Regions from separate parts of the Mus musculus genome. Here region 2 is linked to region 1. A link is a loop called in an ENCODE intact Hi-C map of the cell type or tissue named here. Cell type or tissue: heart. All regions are shown on one strand. Each heading gives the region's core, and the rest is flanking DNA. Links, peaks and the distances in the headings are about the cores only. Region 1 has its middle 140 kb from the start of Wdr44. Region 2 overlaps Klhl13 (kelch-like 13).

Region 1 (9,199 bases), core at 398-8,397:
TCTCTCCATATAGAAATAGATATAAACTAGAACCAGTGAGATGACTCAACTTTGTAAAGGCACTTGCAGACAAGCCTCATGACATCATTTGAGCTTCAGAAACACATGGTATAGGGAGAGAATCAATTCCCACAAGTTGTCCTCTGTCTTCCACACATGTGCCTCACTACCCATCCACAAAAATAAAATAAATAAATGTGAAAATTTTAATTACATATATTATTTAAACTCTGTTAATTTTTTATAAAGATAGAGTCTATCTGTCCAACAAATACAGATCTTATCTAGGAACAGAGGCAACTGGAACCAAATGACAGTTTTCTAAGTGAGCAATGCTTCTTACAAAATAAATATGGCTGATACACATGCATCAAATAACAATTCTTCACTTCAGCACATAATCTGATAAAAGAAAAACATTTTCTCTCATAACCATTTTTGAGCACATACAGTTACATTCTCTATTGTGGGTACAGGTAAAAGACCTGGACTCCTAATGTTTCCTTGGATTGTGAGTACTAAATCATAATCAAGATGCATGCACTTAACTAGTATTTGTGTTGTCTGAGTATTTGTGAGGATCCAAAAGTTAGACAATTTTCTTTCGAGGCAATTGTGATTATTAGAAATGAAATGCCCCCTTTAGTCTTTGCATTTTGTCTGGGTTTTATGTCAGTATAAATTAGAGTTAAATAGGTAGCTAATGAGATCAGGTTGAAATACATAGGTAGTGAATGGGATAAAGTTGAAATACATGGGTAGTGAATAGAATGGGGTTGAACTAGGGCTGTCCTTTTCATCTGATGCCTACAGTAGAAGAAAATTAACCAGTTGATAGTGGATGAATGAGAAATCAGATGAAAGAGATTTAGAGTACTTGACTTCTGTGTTTCAATAGCTTGACAACCTAATGTATGCTTCAGAAGTGTGACTGGTTTTGCTTTTTGTTTGTTTGTTTGTTTTGTTTTGTTTTGTTTTTCCACAGAGAATCTTCCAAGTTGGCTCTTTTGTTTAGGTGACTTGGCTCCACATTTGTTAATTTTCTAAAAATTGCAGGTAGTAATGTGACTCTGGGTACTAGGCTAGTTTGTTATTCTTGGTCTCACATCCTCTGAATGCCTATGTATACCAATCACTTGTAGGCTTAGGGAACTCATGGAACTAGTATCAAAATTCATGCCTTCAGCAAAGCTTTTTTTCCCCCTCTTCAACAGGATTGAATTTGGTCCACATTCCAGTGAAAAACTATTAGGATGTTATGCTACTAAACGGCTGCATATAGCTGGAAGCATAATAGCCTGCATGGGCACATACCATAGTGTAAGAGCATATAATGAACAATCATATGGATATATCTTCTGCCCCAGTACAAATAGCCAGGGGGACACATACAATGCATCATGTATTAAAAATATTCTATAGGCCACTGTGAGTAAAGACCAAGCTGGTAGGAAAATAAGATTATATACCTTTTCCACCTCTGCCTATTGGCTTAGCCTAACCACTCTACTATATAGATAATGGTGGATTTATAATTAAAAATATGGGAGTTATGTTGACCAAATGATCCTCAAGAAAATGAGGCAGGATCAGTCAGCAGCCAGAGGTTAGGGGGGAAGGGGAGGTCCTTGCAAGGATGGCCCCAAAGCATACCAGCCTGTAATTTTTCTGGGCACTGTGTGGTTGAAGGTAGCTATAATTCTTCACCCAGGGTACATACTTGCCACCTGTACTCTCCTCTAATTATCTTTGATCAGGCTTATGTGGTAGGAAGTTATGCTTCAGCAGCTGCGATTAAGCCCAGGGCATAGCTAAGTCTATAATTACTAGCTGGTTAAATCAGAACTCTTTCAGAATTTAGAGGCTATTAGAGTAAACTGCTTTGATTATTTTAGACTATAACCTTGTCCTTTTGTACCTCTCTGAGAACTCAGAAATGAAGAAGTAATAGTTAAAGAAAGACAAATCTGTCAGTGAATATTTAGAAAATGAGAAGAGAACTAACTAGATACAGGAAGCAAAAGTGAATATTTCATTGTCGAGAGAAGTTATATACTTCCTCACAAACCAGCCCCAGAGTATGAGGCAGGCCTTCAGAGTCTAGTTTGAGAGAAGCCAAATTTTAAAATGTGTTCCTCCATTGACTGCTGAAAATATTAACTGAATTAGAAAACCTGGATTTAGGTCCTAACCTAAATGGTGAAATCATAGGAAGCCCCTTAACAAATGCTATGATACTCAAGTATCTCATATAAATTACAAACAAAAAAAGCACACAAAAATTCAGCACAAAGCTAGTGTGAAGATCAAATAACTCAGAAAGAGAATTTAAGCACCCTTGGCACCTAATAAATGTTTGCTGATAATAACAATAATTCTTAATATTAGAGCATTTAAAATTTTCTGGTTCTGCAGGAGAGAAGGGTGATTCCTATGCCTGTATCTGCTAATTAGAATCGTATGGAAGAGTTAGTGAAACAAGCTCTTTCAGGTTGAATAGCAGGAGCTATATTCATTCTGCTTTGAGATTAAGTACTGTTCCCAAATAATCGGCTTTCCCCCTCCTTTTATACTGCTTCTGAACTGGCACAATTAAGGTTAAAGAAAATGGTACATATGCAAATTCATTGCTTCCAAAGGAGATGGCTACTCATAATTTAATGTAGGTAATGTTTAATAAATCCTCCTTTAACTATATAAACAGAAACTTGGAACTATGGACCATTCAAAGACATCTAAGTGAAAGTACTTATGGTACCGTCTGCATTTATGACTTCAGATTAGATTCTGCTTTACTGCTCACCTTCAGATGTGTGCCATTGGAAAAGACAAGCAACATAAACCCATGAAAATATCCTTACATAAACACATGTGTGCATCTTCCATCTTTAAAGAGGTAGATCAAAAGAATGAGAGTCACTTGTATATGTACTAGGGCAGCTGTGCTGTTGGATCAATGCCACTCTGATTCCCCACTGAAACAAAGGAAGTGAACTCTATTTTCAAAAAATAATGTTTAATGCTTGAGCCAAGCAGTTACATCCAAATGTTATCCTCCTCAAAGAACACTGTGATAATTATGAATATATGATTAAACAGCATTTGGAAAGATTGCCTGTCTGTGGGAGATTTTTAATTCTTCTCTTCTTAAGCCACCAGTACTATGGTCATTTACTTGGACTCTAAAGGGCAACACCTGACATTTGGTCTTTGATGGATTTAACAGGCCGCTTGTAAGCTTAAAGGTTTTGCTTGGCTAAATCAGGTTTTATCTCAGAGGTTATTTGCAACTTTACATGCTGTCTTACAAAAATGTCAGTGTTTGCTTTTCCTCTGAACTATGCATAGCAGCTCAAGGTTTGTCCGTGAGTAGCTCTGAAAACAGAAGATCCTTGGTTTTAGGCCCATGTTCTCAACCTCCCACAAACAATCAGTGTGAAGCATTCCTTTCAAAGGATATTATTGTAAGGCTATGGACGAGGGAGCAGACACAGTCTTTTGCAAGAGAGGGGTGCATTTGCTTGCCTTTATTCTCTTCCTGGTGGAAGAAAAACATATTTAGATGCTAAATTTGGGAAACACATTTTCTATGGAGTCTGTGGAAATAACTATCTCATGCTGGATGGGAAGTTAAACCTCAGCTGGGCTTGCACTGCAGCTTGGCAGGCCTCTTGTGGATTCCCTCGGGAATCTCTTAGAACAGTTGTTCTAAATCCAAACTGTTACCACTGTTCTCAAGCCCCTAGTCCTGCCCCAGCTGTCCTCCTTCTCACAGATGACCTCACCACCTACTTCACCACAGAAACTCTGGCCATGCAACATCCCCCCTCCCCCCCCCCATCTCTGTTTCACTTCTTTCTTCAAAACACATAAAGCTTTTGCCTGTTTTCTACCAGAACTCTTTTGTCTCAAAGAAAGTCACATTTCCTTGCCAAGGCTACCTCCTCTATTTGGACACTCAGTCCTACCCCCAAACCCTCTTCTTGAGAGAAATTGTTCCATCAGTTATTTTTAGTCCCTCTTTTTCTGTAGTCTATATTCAGGGTTCTCTGGCTTTGATCCAGACATCACCGAATTTCTTACCTACCTTGCATGAGCCAAATTTTTCCCTGCCTAGTTGCTTAGCATTAACACTCCTACTAACCCCCTTGTACAAGCCAAATATCTCCCTGCCTTGCTTCTTAGCATTAACTCACCTACTAATCCCTTGCAACCTAGCTTTTACCCTCCAGTCTATAATGAGCTATTAAAGTTGCAGTCTTTACAGCCAGCAAGGATCTCGTACTGAGCAGATTCACAGCCTTTGTCTCAGAACTCATCTTTCTTGGTCTCAGTGTACTTTACCTACTATTGACCACTTTGCTGCTTAACATTCCCTGGGTGCTGTGTTGTTACCTTGGTTTTACTCTTTCCTCGGTGACTGTTTCGGATCTCCTTTCCTGATTACTTCATCCTTCTCTGTACCTGAGCTGCATTCATTGCCCACAGTTTGTGTCTTTTCAAGCCTCTGGCTTGCTGAAAAGTTTTCTTTTGAAAACTTTTGTCATTCTAAGTTGAAACTGAAATTTGGGGAAAGCTCATGTACTCACTGGTCTTTAATCCATTCATTCACCTACATAATTACTGACTTGATTGAATGTCGTATAGAGTGACCATAATTACTTTTTCTCATTCATACACCTACATAATTACTTACTTGATTGAATGCAGTATAAAGTGACCATAAAACATATTCACGCTAATTGTGTCATTTACTAGTTTTCTTTTCTTCCTATTGTTTTCTGTAGAACTCCAGTCTCTGTGCACGTTAAGTGAGTATGCCAATACGGAGCTATATCCCAAACAAAGTGGGATCTTTTGAGTGTTTAAAATAATAATGCTAATGTTAGACTATCAGGCAAAAATCCAAGTTATTGTGGGTAAAATGAGATATATGGAAATGCTATAACACTAAGTATTATAAAAGTAAAAAAAAAACCTATAAATCTATCCAACTTTCAAATATATTTTGTCTAGCATCAAACACATTGACACAGGGGAAAATTTCCTGAATGGAACACCAATGGGTCAGGCTCTAAGATCAACAGTTGACAAATGAGACCACATGAAACTGAAAAGCTTCTCTAAGGCAAAGGATACTGCCAGTAGGGAAAAACAGCAACCTACAGATTGGGAAATGAGCTAACAATTCTACATCCGATAGAGGGTTAATATCCAAAATATACAAGGAATTCAAGATGTTAGATTCCCAAAAACCAAATAATCCCATTAAAAATGAGAAAGTACCCAAGGAGCTGGGGGGATCTGCAACCCTATAGGTGGAACAACAATATAAACTAACCAGTACCCTCTGGAGCTTGTGTCTCTAGCTGCATATGTATCAGAAGATGGCCTAGTTGGCCATCAGTGGAAAGAGAGGCCCATTGGTCATGCAAACTTTATATGCCTCAGTACAGGGGAACAACCAGGGCCAAGAAGTGGGAGTGAGTGGGTGGGAGAGTGGGTGGGGGAGCGTGTGGGGGACTTTTGGGATAGCATTGGAAATGTAAATGAAATAAATACCTAATTTTAAAAAATGAGCTACAGAGCTAGAGAATTCTCAACTGAGGAATCTTGAATGCCTGAGAAGCACCTAAAGAAATGTTCAATATCCTTAGTCATCAGGAAAATGAAAATCAGAACAAACCTGAGATTCTATCTCACACCAGTCAGAATGGCTAAGATCAAAAACTCAGATGACAGCAGATGCTGCTGAGGATGTAGAGAAAGAGGAACACTCCACTATTTTCTGGTGGGATTGCAAGCTGGTACAACCACTCTGGAAATCAGTCTGTCAGTTCCTCAGATAATAGGACATAGCACTACCAGAGGACCCAGATATACCACTCCTGGGCATATATTCAGAAGCAGAGTATATCAAAATCCACCATGAACAAAATTGAAAAGATGGATTCAGATGAGATTCCTGAATGTCAGCCTATAAAATCTAATTCTATCCAGTAAAGCCTAAGTTATAATGCTATCAAGATAAGTCAATGAGTACAATAGTGTTACAAATGTTATAGAGGTAATCAGAGGATTTCTTATTGGATTTCAGGCCACTCCATGGAAGTAAACATATTTCTAGTAGTGTAATCTGACCCATGACAGAGGCGCTCACAGGTCCTGCAGGGTGGACCTACAACTATTATTTTGCTGAGTACTATCAAACTGTTTTTTGAATTCACATCTCTCTGCCTTTAGGTTAGTACTGTCAGACTTCATGAGAAAGGCTCTTTTGTGCAGTGGATGGTGGCAGAAATCCACAAATGATTAAAGTGGAGAAAATAAGTGACTGTGGAGTATTCAGGTAATAGATGAGACACCTATACCATAACCCTCCTCAAGGTTCATAGACTATCCTGGAAAAGGAGTTGGAAATATTGCATAAACCAGAAGTTAGGGAGGACCAAAATTAAACAATGTCTTCCAAACAGGGCAGTATCAATTGACTCATGAACTCATACTCTCTGTGGTTGCCTGTGTAAGACCTGCACAAAATCAAGCCTGTTGGCATCATGGAGTGAAGAGAGACTCATGAATCCCCATTCCTAACTGAGTAGTTATTGTCAGTTGATGGCTTCTAGGAAGGGAAGAGTCAATTTTCCTTAAGAGTGTGGCCCTTAGTAGGTTGAGTACATAGAAAGCACAAATTGAACTCCATGGGTTATAAAATTAAAAGAGGATATAAAGTTGTGATTGGGGGTGGGAGGGAAGATCTGGGAAGAGTGAGGGTGGGTATAATTAAAATAATTAAAGGTATTGTGAAATTCTTAAAGAATAAAATATTTTAATACATATGTACATATATATTAAAGTTAAAATTAGAATACTATAAAAGGAAAGATTAAACATAGAGAGATTGGATAATATTTCTAAAAGTCAGCTTCCTGAAGCCATATCTAGACTCTGTGGATTTTATTTATACTGGACATCAGTGGAGTAGAAACTGAGAAAGTTTGAATTCAGTCCTACCACCTGTCTATATACCAGAGCCTTCTACAGCTCCCTTAATGACATGCAAGAGCTTCATATTCACAAGCCCCAAATCAAACTTACCATTTATGCCCTCAAAACTATTTTCTATATAATTTCCTATTCCTAGCCTAAGCCTGGTAACACAGGCTCCTAATCTCAGATGCTCAGGAAACTTAGGCAGGGATATCACAAGATCAAAGCCTACCTGAGGATAGTAACCAAAACTTTCCTTATACCTCAAAAAAATATGCCCAAGTTTATACCATGAACCAGGACAAGAGTGAGTTTAGGTGCATATCCCTCAACACATCCAGCCTTCATCTGTATGAGCCAAGTGTTCAAAATAGATTTATTTCCATTCCCCAGTAGAACTTCCTATTTGCACTTACCAGACACCCCAAAACATATCCAAAAATGCATCTGGGTTTTCAGGAATCCAAACCCAAAGAGATGAGATGCATTTTTAAAATAGACCTTCTCTATTCTGGACATTTTTGGTAGCTATATAAAGAAAGGACAATATACAGGAAGAAACAGGAAGACAATAGAAAAAAGGGTATTTTTATTCAGATTTGGCTTTGAGGTTTTCTTTGTTTGCAAAATATTGACTTAAATAATGTCTTAATGATCCAAACCAGCACTTACAGTTCTTCTAACCCCATTTAACTTTTCTGTGTCTCATCTGTTAAGCCTCTTGGCCAACATCACATACCAAATCAGTGACATAGTCATCATGAGGCCCCAACTGATTGCTTCCCAGTTTCATATTTTATGTAAGCCAAGTGACAGAAAAGGGGAAAACTGGGTCAGAGAAACAAAGTTGGCCTAAAAAGTCTCTGTTTCAAAACAAAGTCAATTACACGACATGACATTTCTCATCTATAAACAGAAAAATAAGCACAGGTCCTAGCTTCTTTCTTTTCTAATGGATCCACAAAGTCACTATCATGAGAAAGGTAAAAGAATGAATCTAGCATCATTCTCCATTCGTTTATCAGATCAAGATCCAATTCTTAATACTTTTAGAAGAGTTAGGGAAACAAACAAGATAAGAAAGTCGCTAATATAACAGAACTATAAAGTTTGTTTGGCTTGGGTTTTGAGGCACTGTCTCCTGGGGTGTCCTGGAACTCATTAGATAAACCAGGGTGGCCTCAAACTCACAAAGATCCATTTGCCTCTGCCTATCTAGTGTTTTCCATCAGAAAGGGAAAACCTGTGTGTGTGTGTGTTCACCTGTGCATGCCCATATATGTATATATATATGTATATATACACAAATATACATTTACATATATATATATATACATATACATACAGACCCAGACATCATGTATGTTTGAATATAAATATGAGACTCAATTTGTCTTGCTGTTAGGAATAACATACTATAAGAATACAAATACAAGAACAAGCAGCTTTGCTGATCCATAGAAAGTTTTTAGTACAACTATTATTGTATTCACTTGCCTGTATACTTCTCTATCTCCCTCCTTCTATCTCTATCTCACCCTTGCCTTCTCTCTTCTCTGCCTTTCAAATCTAAAGTATTACAAACTTCTGAGGTTTCTCATACAAGTACATTTATTTATACATACTAAGATTTTAAGGGCTTGGGTGTGGTATAGTGAAACACAGATGAATATTCCTCGGAACTCCTTACCAAAGTTATTTATTCTCACTCACATACATATAGCCATCCCCTCTGAAGTACTGAAAAGCACTCTTGACTGGTATATATATCATGAGTATATCATCACTTCATGACAGGATATAAAGACTGCAGGAATTCTGATCATGAACCTATATCTCTGTTATTATCTTTTGGGAATTCAGTGCTCTGGAAAAAGGGAAAAACTTTAATCTGGTCCTACAAGACCATAACTGCCATTTCTCAGAAACAGACTGTCTTAGGGTTTTACTGCTGTGAGCAGACACCATGACCAAGGCAACTCTTATAAGGGCATTTAATTGGGGCTGGCTTACAGGTTCAGAGGTTTAGTCTATTATTATCAAGGTGAGAGCATAGGCACATCCAGGCAGCCATCAAGAAAGAGGAGCTGAGAATTCTACATCTTTATCTGAAGGCTGCTAGCAGACTACTGGCTTCCAGGCAGCTATGATGTGGGTCTTAAAGCCCACATTCACAGTGACACACTTCTTTTTTTTTTTTTTCCATTTT
Region 2 (9,199 bases), core at 309-8,308, 200 kb before region 1:
AAGAGATGCTGCTACTCTTTAATATAGTTCCTCATATTGTGATGACTCCCAACTATTAAATTATTTTCACTGATACTTCAACTGTAATCTGGCCACTGTTATGAATCATAATGTAAACATCTTATATGAAGGATACCTGGTAAGTGATCCCCCAGAGGGTTGTGGTCCACAGGTTGAGAACTATTGAGTTAGAATAATGCCTGAGATTGTTTCTCAGAAAACTGGGAATAGTTCTATCTCAAGTTATAGAACTCCTGGCCATGTACCCAAAAGATACTCCACCATATCACAAGGACACTTGCTCCACTATGTTCATAGCAGCCTTAGACATAATAGCCAGAAACTGGAAACAACCTAGATGTCCCTCAACTGAAGAATGCATAAAGAAAATGTGGTACAAGCAGGGCGTGGTAGCATACCCCTTTAATCTAGCACTCGGGAGGCAGAGGCAGGGGATTTCTGAGTTTGAGGCCAGCCTGGTCTACAGAGTGAGTTCCAGGACAGCCAGGGCTATACAGAGAAACCGCGTCTCAAAAAACCAAAAAAAAAAAAAAAAAAAGAGAGAGAAAGAAAAAGAAAGAAAGAAAAGAAAATGTGGTACATCTACACAACAGAATGGTATTCAGTTATTAAAAACAAAGATATGAAATTTGTGGGCAAATGAATGGAATGTGAGAATATCATCCTGAGTGAGGTAACCCAGTCCCAAAAGGACATGCATGGTATGGACTCACTTATAAGTTAATATTAAGCATAAAATACAGGATACCCATGCTACACTCCACAGATACAAAGAAGCTAAACATGAAGGAAGGTACAAGCAAGGATGCTTGAATCTCACTTAGAAGGAGGAATAAAACAGTCAGAAGAGGCAGAGAGGGAAGGAACTGGGTGGGAGAGGAGATAGGAAGGGGAATGGGTGGTTCAGAATCAGATGTGGGGAGGGACAGGAGACATGGCCAGATGGAAATGAGAATGAATGGAAATCTGCAAGTGATGGGGGGTGAGAGTAGAAGGCGTCTCCAGGACAAGACAGAGTCCTGGGATAAGGGAGGAGCCTAAGAATCAATGGGGGTGACCTTAGCTGTGACTCACAACACTGGAGATATGGAGCCTGGAGAGGTTGTCTCCTGTGGCCAGGCAGGAATCCCAACCCACCCACAAAACTTTCAACCCCAAACTTATCGTGTCTACAAGAAATGTAGTGATTGGGAATAGAGCAGAGGCTGAGGGGACAGACAACCAATAACTGTCCCAACCAATAACTGACCCATTCCATGTGCAAGCAGAAATTTCTGACGCTATTAATGATAATCTATTATGCTTGCAGACAGGAGCCTAGTATGGCTGTCCTCTGAGAGGCTCCTCCCAGCAGCTGACTCAGACAGATACAGACACCCACAGCCAAACAGTAGGTGGAGCTTGAGGACCTATGGAAGAATAGGAGGAAGGAATGTGGGCCTTAAGGTCATAGGAACTCCACAGGAAGACCTACAGATTCAACTAACCTGGACCCTTGGGGCTCTCAGAGACTGAACCACCAACCAAAGAACATACAAAGAGCTGGACCTAGGCCTTCCTGCACATGTATAGCAGATGTGCAGCTTGGTCTTCATGTTGCTCCCAAACAACTAGAGCAGGCGCTATCCCAAAAGCTGTTTCCAGTCTATGAGATATGTTCTTCTAGCTGGGCTGCCTTGTCTGGCCACAGTGGGAAAGGAAGCACCTAGCCTTTCAGAGATGAAGTGCCAGGGTCTGGTGGGGGGATACTTGGGGGTGGGGGTTGAAGGGATACTCACCTTCTCAGAGAAAAAGGGGTGGGAGGATGATAGAAGGATTGTAGGAGAAGGTAACCAGGAGAGGGCAGTGAACAAGATGTAAAGTGAATAAATAAAGAGAGAGAGAGAGAGAGAGAGAGAGAGAGAGAGAGAGAGAGAGATAAAGCAAGAAAGAAAGCCTGAGATACATTGCATACACTTCATATACATGAGTTGAATTAAGGGCTGGATTTCAATTGAAAGAACATTCCAGAAAAATATTCACTGAGGCATAAAATTATAAACAGCATCACCAAAAGTAAAAGGATTAATAAAATATGCCATTAATGATTGTCAAATATAGATAAGGATGATCCTTAAAACTAGTTTTTTAATATAACTTTAATAAAATATGCAGTCAAACACATAACTGGATGCTCACAGTCAGCTATTGGATGGATCACAGGGCCCCCAATGGAGAAGCTAGAGAAAGTACCCAGGAGCTAAAGGGATCTGCAACCCTATAGGTGGAACAACAATATGAACTAACCAGTACCCCAGAGCTCTTGACTCTAGCTGAATATGTATCAAAAGATGGCCTAGTCGGCCATCACTGGAAATAGAGGCCCATTGGACTTGCAAATTTTATATGCCCCAGTACAGGGGAACTCCAGGGCCAAAAAGTGGGAGTGGGTGGGTAGGGGAGTTGAGGGGAGGGTATGGGGGACTTTTGGGATAGCATTGGAAATGTAAATGAGGAAAATACCTAATTAAAAATATATATAAAAATATGCAGTCTTCATTAGTTATGTTTTATAATTATTTGATACTTCATATAAGTAATTATCTATCATATTGATCAGCACATATTTTGGCTATTAAGAAACAAATTCTCTTCTGCTTTTCACTTGAGTTTTTTCCCAATAATTTATTTTTATTCATTTTACATCTCAATCATATCACCTCCCTCTCCTCTCAATACTGTCCTTACAAATCCCCCCCCCATTATAGCTTTCCCTTTTCCTCAGAGAAGGGGGAGCCCCATATTAAGTCAAGTTAGAGTGAAATGGCTGCAAAGATATTAGGTAGTTAAGAGAGGGTTGTGATAAATAAAGATTCACATAGTAGATACTAAGGTCAGTTAGGTCTTTTTGTGTATGTTTTTAATATTTAAAGATTAAAGAGAAAAATCAAGAATTATATTGAACACTCATGGTCCTATGTAGCCATAGTTCTGGGCTAGAGATTATGTTTCAATTGTCTGGTACCTTTCTTCTGCTTTAAGTACAGGTTCTTAATATATATTATGAATTTTAAAAATGTTTAGAAATTGCAAAAATGAGTATATAATGAGAATAAATACATCTTAACTGAATTCTGATCACCCAAACAAGACTCCCTTGTTTTAAAAATCTATGGGATATTTAAATAACAAAAGAAACACAAAAATACTCTATAAACATGGTCCTAGACGATTGAGCACAAAGTACCAAGTCCCAGTACTGACAGAGCAGGGTTTTGGCTAATTTCAATTGTGTAACCCTGCTAAATCTGCTTTCTTCTGGTCTAAGGGGCAGAGAGACAGTCCTCTCTGTTGAGAGTTGCGTGAGTAGATCGGCATGTATTTATATGGTAACAATTTACATGGTAACCATTATGAGCAAGGTGCTGAGAAGATGAAATAATTTATTTACCTCCCTAATCACCACCACTCACAGCAACCGCTTACTATTAATATGTGCAAAGCCCTGCTTTAAGCACTTTACTGTGAGGAGACAAGGTCTACAGTCTCTTATCTAAAAACCTCAGTGCCAGATAGAACCCCAATTCAGAAATGTCCAGCCTTTCAGATAGGTAATAACCGGGATCACTGTATAAAATATAATATTCCACTAGAGTCTATAGTACTATTTCCTCAGCATATTACTAATTCTACAGTAAATATGCAGTCTAACACTAAGGAGAAGAAAGACCTTACTATTTAAAAGTAATATTTTGTTACCACTTGCATTTTAGCACCTAACTTATCAAATGAAAGTTTTATCAACTTTTACAGCTTTGGAAATCTGAAATATTCAAATCAATCGTGAGTCTAGCCAATTTATTTAAGCTTTAAAATATCAAAAGGGGTATGTTTAGTTTCCCTTATTTTAATGATGAAGCAAGGTGTATTTATGGTACTCCCTCACTCCAGGGCCCCCAGCTACTAAGTGTCCTAGAAAGAGTTAGAACCCAAGCTGCCTAGCTACAGTGTTTATGTTCTCAAAGATTATGCTTCATAAATAAAGTCTCCCTTCCACTGCTTTAGAATACCAGAGAGATATGTAAAAGGCAAAGCAATATTAAATGATATGGTATGCAAATATAAGAGGAGATCCATTACAAGGCATTATTCATTCTTAAGTAACCAGAAAGAATAAATCATGGGCTTGGTGCTTGGGATACCACAATGGGCAAACAGATGAGGTCCAGGTCACTTTCACAGAAGCAGCAGCAGCAGCAAGTGTAGAGACGCTCAGGTATCAAATAGGTTTAATGATGACTCAATAGGGCAAGTTGATGACTGCTACTTACCTGATATTTAAAGTGTTCCTTGAACAGTGCTAAGATTTGAAATGACAGAGAAAAATAATTGTAAAAATGGATTATAAACATAGAAGTCCCATATTGGAAAGCCCCCTGGAAACCAAAATAAATCTATATGAGAATAATAAATGTTAGTATTTCTTCTAGGCTCTGCCCCACAGTTACCTGGCAACTCAGTATAAAGGAGCTGTTTGCCCTCTTCTCTCTCTCTTACTCTCTTACCTTCTTATCTACCTCCATCTCTGTCCTTTCTCAACCCATTCCCCTCCCCCTCTCTCCACATGTTCATGGCGGTTTCTCTCTCTCCTCTCTCTCTCTCTCTCTCTCTCTCTCTCTCTCTCTCTCTCCCTCCCTCTCCTCTTTTTCTGATTTTCTCTATCTCTACCCCTCAACTCCCCTCCTGATGCCCTAAACTCTACTCCATGCTATAACTATATGCATCGTGTGGCTTGTCCCTGGGGGGGTGGGGGGGGTGGAGAGGGATGCTTTAGAATGGGCCTGCAAAGGCACACCCTTCCCCTCTGCACCATACAGTGCGTCTACCAAACATATTCCTGGCTTCCTTTTCTTTTCTTTATAAATCACAAGAATAAAAATGTTAAAAAAAAATCTAGAGAGCCAAGTCATGAAGAATCTGGGCTTGCTCACTGGAACTTGAACCTACAGGAGGCGCTAGAGGTCATTTTACAAGAAATACTTTTTAGCAACAGCTAAAACGATATAACAAATATCTCTTAAAAGTCCAAATGATATTTTAAAAAGCCCAAACAATTCCTTTGTGTACAAATAAAATTTCCAGCCTTCCAAAATAAATATATTTCTAAGAAACTAACAGCTCAGTCCTGGACAAACAAATTCTTAAAATAGCACAATGGCCCATTGGAATGTGGTTGGTGGGGTTTCTGGTTTTTGAGCTTTTGTTTCGCCTTGAGACAACATCTCTCTGCCTTAGAACAGACATCTGCCTGTCTCTGCCTCCGCAGGGCTGAAATTCTAGGCTCCGCCACCAGGTCTGGCAAAGCTCTCTTGTTGACAACTTACCTTGCAGCACAAAGGACAATTTGCCAGAGGCAAGGGGACTGCTAGGGCTGCTTGGACTGCTTTGAACACACCCTAGAGTTTCTATGTCCCCAGTCCCTAATCTAAACAGAGTAGAACTGAATCACTTAGCTATTTAACAAACTTTTTTAAAGTTTTCATTCTTAGGTATTAATGTAAATAACTGAGCCAGGTATTCAATTTTATGCTCTGTAAAACATGTTTTAAGTTCCAAATTCCCTAATGGCTTCCGGTTGTTCCGACCATCAAATTCAAATCCTTTCTGAGGACTTCCAAATCCTATGTATCTATTATCTCTAATACTTTCTGAGACCTCTCAGACCACCAGCTTTCTGTTCTTCATGAACCCTATGCCTGAATGTTCGATGGAGAATGTGTTCCCAGACTTTTTTTTTTTTTTAAGTTACTGTGTAGCTCTGGTTGAGCTCTGGTTGCCTGGAACTAGGTAGACTAGGCTGGCTTCAAACTCGCGGCGATCCGACGCCCTGTCTCCAGAGTGTGGAGATTATAGATAAAGGCCCATGTGGCCAGGCCAGGTGTGTTCCCAGAATTAAAAAAAAAAAAAAAAAAAAAAAAAACGTATAGATACGCATTCTCCCTCTTTCTTTTAGGCTGTGCTCCAACATCACCCCTTCAATAAGTTATATAGTTGCCAGTCTTCCAGAGAGAGATACAGAATAGGAGATTCGAGTCCATCTAAAAGGGGAGATACAGAATAGGAGATTCGAGTACATCTAAAAGGGGAGATACAGAAGGGAATTAATTGACTTACAGAGTCGCGGCAACAGAGAAGGCCCACGGCAGTCTGAAAGCTGTCGGAGATGCTGGCGGTGGAGCTCAGTCCCAGTCTGAAGGCCTCAGAACTAGGGAAACCAAGAGTGAAGCTCTCAGTTTAAGGAAGGCCAAAAGCCTAAGAGCCTAAGGGCCACTGGTAAGAGCGGAGCCTAGGTCCAAAGCTCAAGGCAGCAAAAGGGATGAAGTGGCGCTCTTCACTGCCTTTTATCTGTTCTCTGCAGCCAATTGGACGGTAACCACCCACTCTGAGGGCAGGCCTTCCCTACCTATTCCTCCCAGATTCAAACACTGTTCTAGAACACTCTTCACCGACACGCCCAAAGCAATGTTTTACGGACTCTCTGGATATTTCTTAATCCAGAGAGAAGTTAACAACAAACCTTCACCACCATGCACCACCCGTGTGGAGCTAGGTGTTTTCGAGTTTTCTATATTCTGTGTATTTTCTTTATTGTTCTTTTTACACTCTATATGAATACTGACTTACAAGGTTTTATACTGTGGCTAATAATATACAGAGCCTTGGAAGATGGGAGGCTTTCAACAGATTTTATGCCAAGAAATATTAACTTATTTGGTAATACTTAATAACCTCCTTACTATAAATATCTGTAACTCTGAGAAAACCATTTTCTCTACTTTTGAAAAGTTTACTCTAGGCTGTTGTTTTTTTTTTTACACGGTTTTTATGGGTTTTTTAAATATGATTTCTACCGAGTTGTTATCATTTTAGAGAAATAAACAAGAGAATTACACCAAAAACAAGATGCTGAAAAGATTTTAATAATATATTGAATATCACAAACCAAACAATTTGAATATTTACGTTAATCTCATTTCAGGACTGCAAATCAAATTAATGAACATAAAAGAAAGCAGAAATACGAGCAGACAATGAAGTAAGATTTAGTACCATCCTTCTGAGCTGGCTCTGTGGTGTGACCCAAGCACTAAGATCAGAGAATCATGTCTTCAAGGTTATCCTCCATCAGCTACATACCAAATCTGAGGCCAGCATGGGCTGTGTGAGCCCCATTTATAATTTTTTAATGAAAAAGAAATATTCAGTATGGTATCAAATCTCTAAGTGTATCACATAATCCATAATTTTCAAATGTTGAAAATGCAGAGAAAAATGCTTATGGCTAACTTACTTTTTTTTTTTTTTTAAATCTTCCAGGCAAAAAATAAATAGCTTTTTGGTATAAAGTCAGATCAGTGGCAATGTTAGCTCAGGCTTAATAATAATAATCTTAAAAGGAAAGCAAATAGCATACATGTCTCAAAAATAGGTTGCCCCAAAATAAAAATGGTGGGTCTACTACTTTCCCTATCATCTATCTTTTTTGTTTGTTTTTGGGTTTTGGTGAGGGGCAGGGTTTCTCTGTGTAGCTGTAGCTGTCCTGGAACTCGATCTGTAGCACAGGGTGGCCTTGAACTCCTGGAGATCTGCCTGCGTCCACCTCCTGAGTGTTGGGGATTAAAAGCAGGCCACCACCACCACTGCCCATCTTCCTTTTTTAAAAAAAAAGATAGAACTAAAGTGAACTCTAGAAATTCATTGGAAAAGGAAGTATCAGGGGCAAGTTACCTAACTAAAATAATTGATATTCTTTACTGTTCTTATGAAAACTACTTTCTTCAAAACATTGACTAAAACCTATAGAACCACACCACACAGTTTAAAATTTGCTTATAAAAATGGCAGCTTAAAAATACCGAGCATTTGAAGGTCTTGTCTATTTACAAATGTATAATTTAATATTGCAGCAGAAACTCTTCCCATTGCCACACTACCAGACCTTAAAATTGCTACCAGGAGAGTGAAATGTAGTCACCATCTTTATTCTCAATGTAATTGCTTCCCAGACTGCTGCCAATTAAGGAACTGTTGTGTCAAAGGCAGCACCTGGCCACGCATTAAGCAAACAAATCTATCACTGTTAAGTATAAGGACTTGTGGTTAAAGGAGCTAATATTTTTAGATATAAAATGATGTCATAACTGTTTTAACTCATTTTTCTCAGCTTTCAACTTTGAGCAATAGATAAAGCCTATTTCTAAAAACACAGCTGCATACGTCAGCATGTGCTCATTCACTGGTATCTGCCGCCACTTTCAGCTTCTCCATTCAATTTTCCTCACACTAATTACAGCGTGGAAATGAGCGAATGAAGCCCAGTGCAGGAACTAACATGGCAACTGCATGGGCAAGAAAGTGAAACGGCGAAAACTAGTGGGCTTGGTTTGGTTTGTTTTCTAAAGAATTATGAGGTTCTAAAATGTACTATAAGAAACTGTGGCTTCTGTTTAAAAGGCAGGTACCCTACCAAACAGAGGTAGTTTTAAACCCCAAGGCCTCTCAGTTCCCACTCAGTGTGCTTAGTAACCAGCCTAGAAACTAAGTTGGGTGGCTTGCTCCAAAAATCTAAGGTCATCCTTTAAGTATGTTTAAATGATGAACACCCTAATTTATAGATAGAGAAATGAAGCCAGGTTTTCAAACCCCACTAGACCTCCTTCAGTCCAGCCTGTTCCACTGCCAGGACGTTAGGACTGAAAAAGAATACTGCAAACAGCCATACATACACGCATTTTAAGTGACTGGCTTTTAGACTAGGCTATTAAAACCTAGAAAGAAATCTTAAAATCCCTCAACAGATGCTTATTAAATGGTATTTAATAAAGAAATTGTTCAGTCTTTTTCTTCTGTAAATGATAGGGTTAAACCCTGTAAGTCTCCAAGAAAACCATTCTTCAACTGTGATTTAAAAAAAAAAAAAAGTCCAGAAATTCAGAGCCGAAGACACTCAGAACTAAAGTTAAAAGCTCGGAAGGAAGGGGAGAAAAAGTGTTCTTGACTGGGGAGAAAGCAGCGGAGTCTCTCAAGTTAGGACTCTGAAAACGGGATGGATTAGGAAGCACAAAGTAGAAAGTGTTAGAGGCCAAGAGATCGTGAGGCTGAGGTTGACAGAGGAACCCCACAGGATCAGGGAAGCGAG

Evidence for each region. Hi-C counts contacts between places; a loop is a spot of excess contacts. Peaks named below come from ENCODE experiments on the same cell type or tissue, not always from the same donor. Only the 100,000 strongest peaks of a DNase experiment are listed, where the experiment ranks them.
Region 2: a loop joins it to region 1, with 4 times the contacts of the local background. A loop is called at or near these places in 5 of 42 quality-filtered maps.

Annotation. Positions count from the first base shown.
Region 1 is chrX:23,552,717-23,561,915 of GRCm38, forward strand. No RefSeq gene overlaps it. Among named protein-coding and RNA genes, the nearest start is that of Wdr44, 140 kb to the right of the region's middle. In heart, for the core only: no CTCF peak of the experiment used is centred there; a DNase peak (open chromatin) is centred at 3,725.
Region 2 is chrX:23,355,320-23,364,518 of GRCm38, forward strand. Klhl13 (kelch-like 13) reads right to left here. Exons shown (of 10, transcript NM_001381892.1): 2 at 6,175-6,265. Among named protein-coding and RNA genes, the nearest start is that of Klhl13, 5.1 kb to the right of the region's middle. In heart, for the core only: a CTCF peak has its summit at 5,024; no DNase peak of the experiment used is centred there; H3K4me3 peaks cover 313 bases.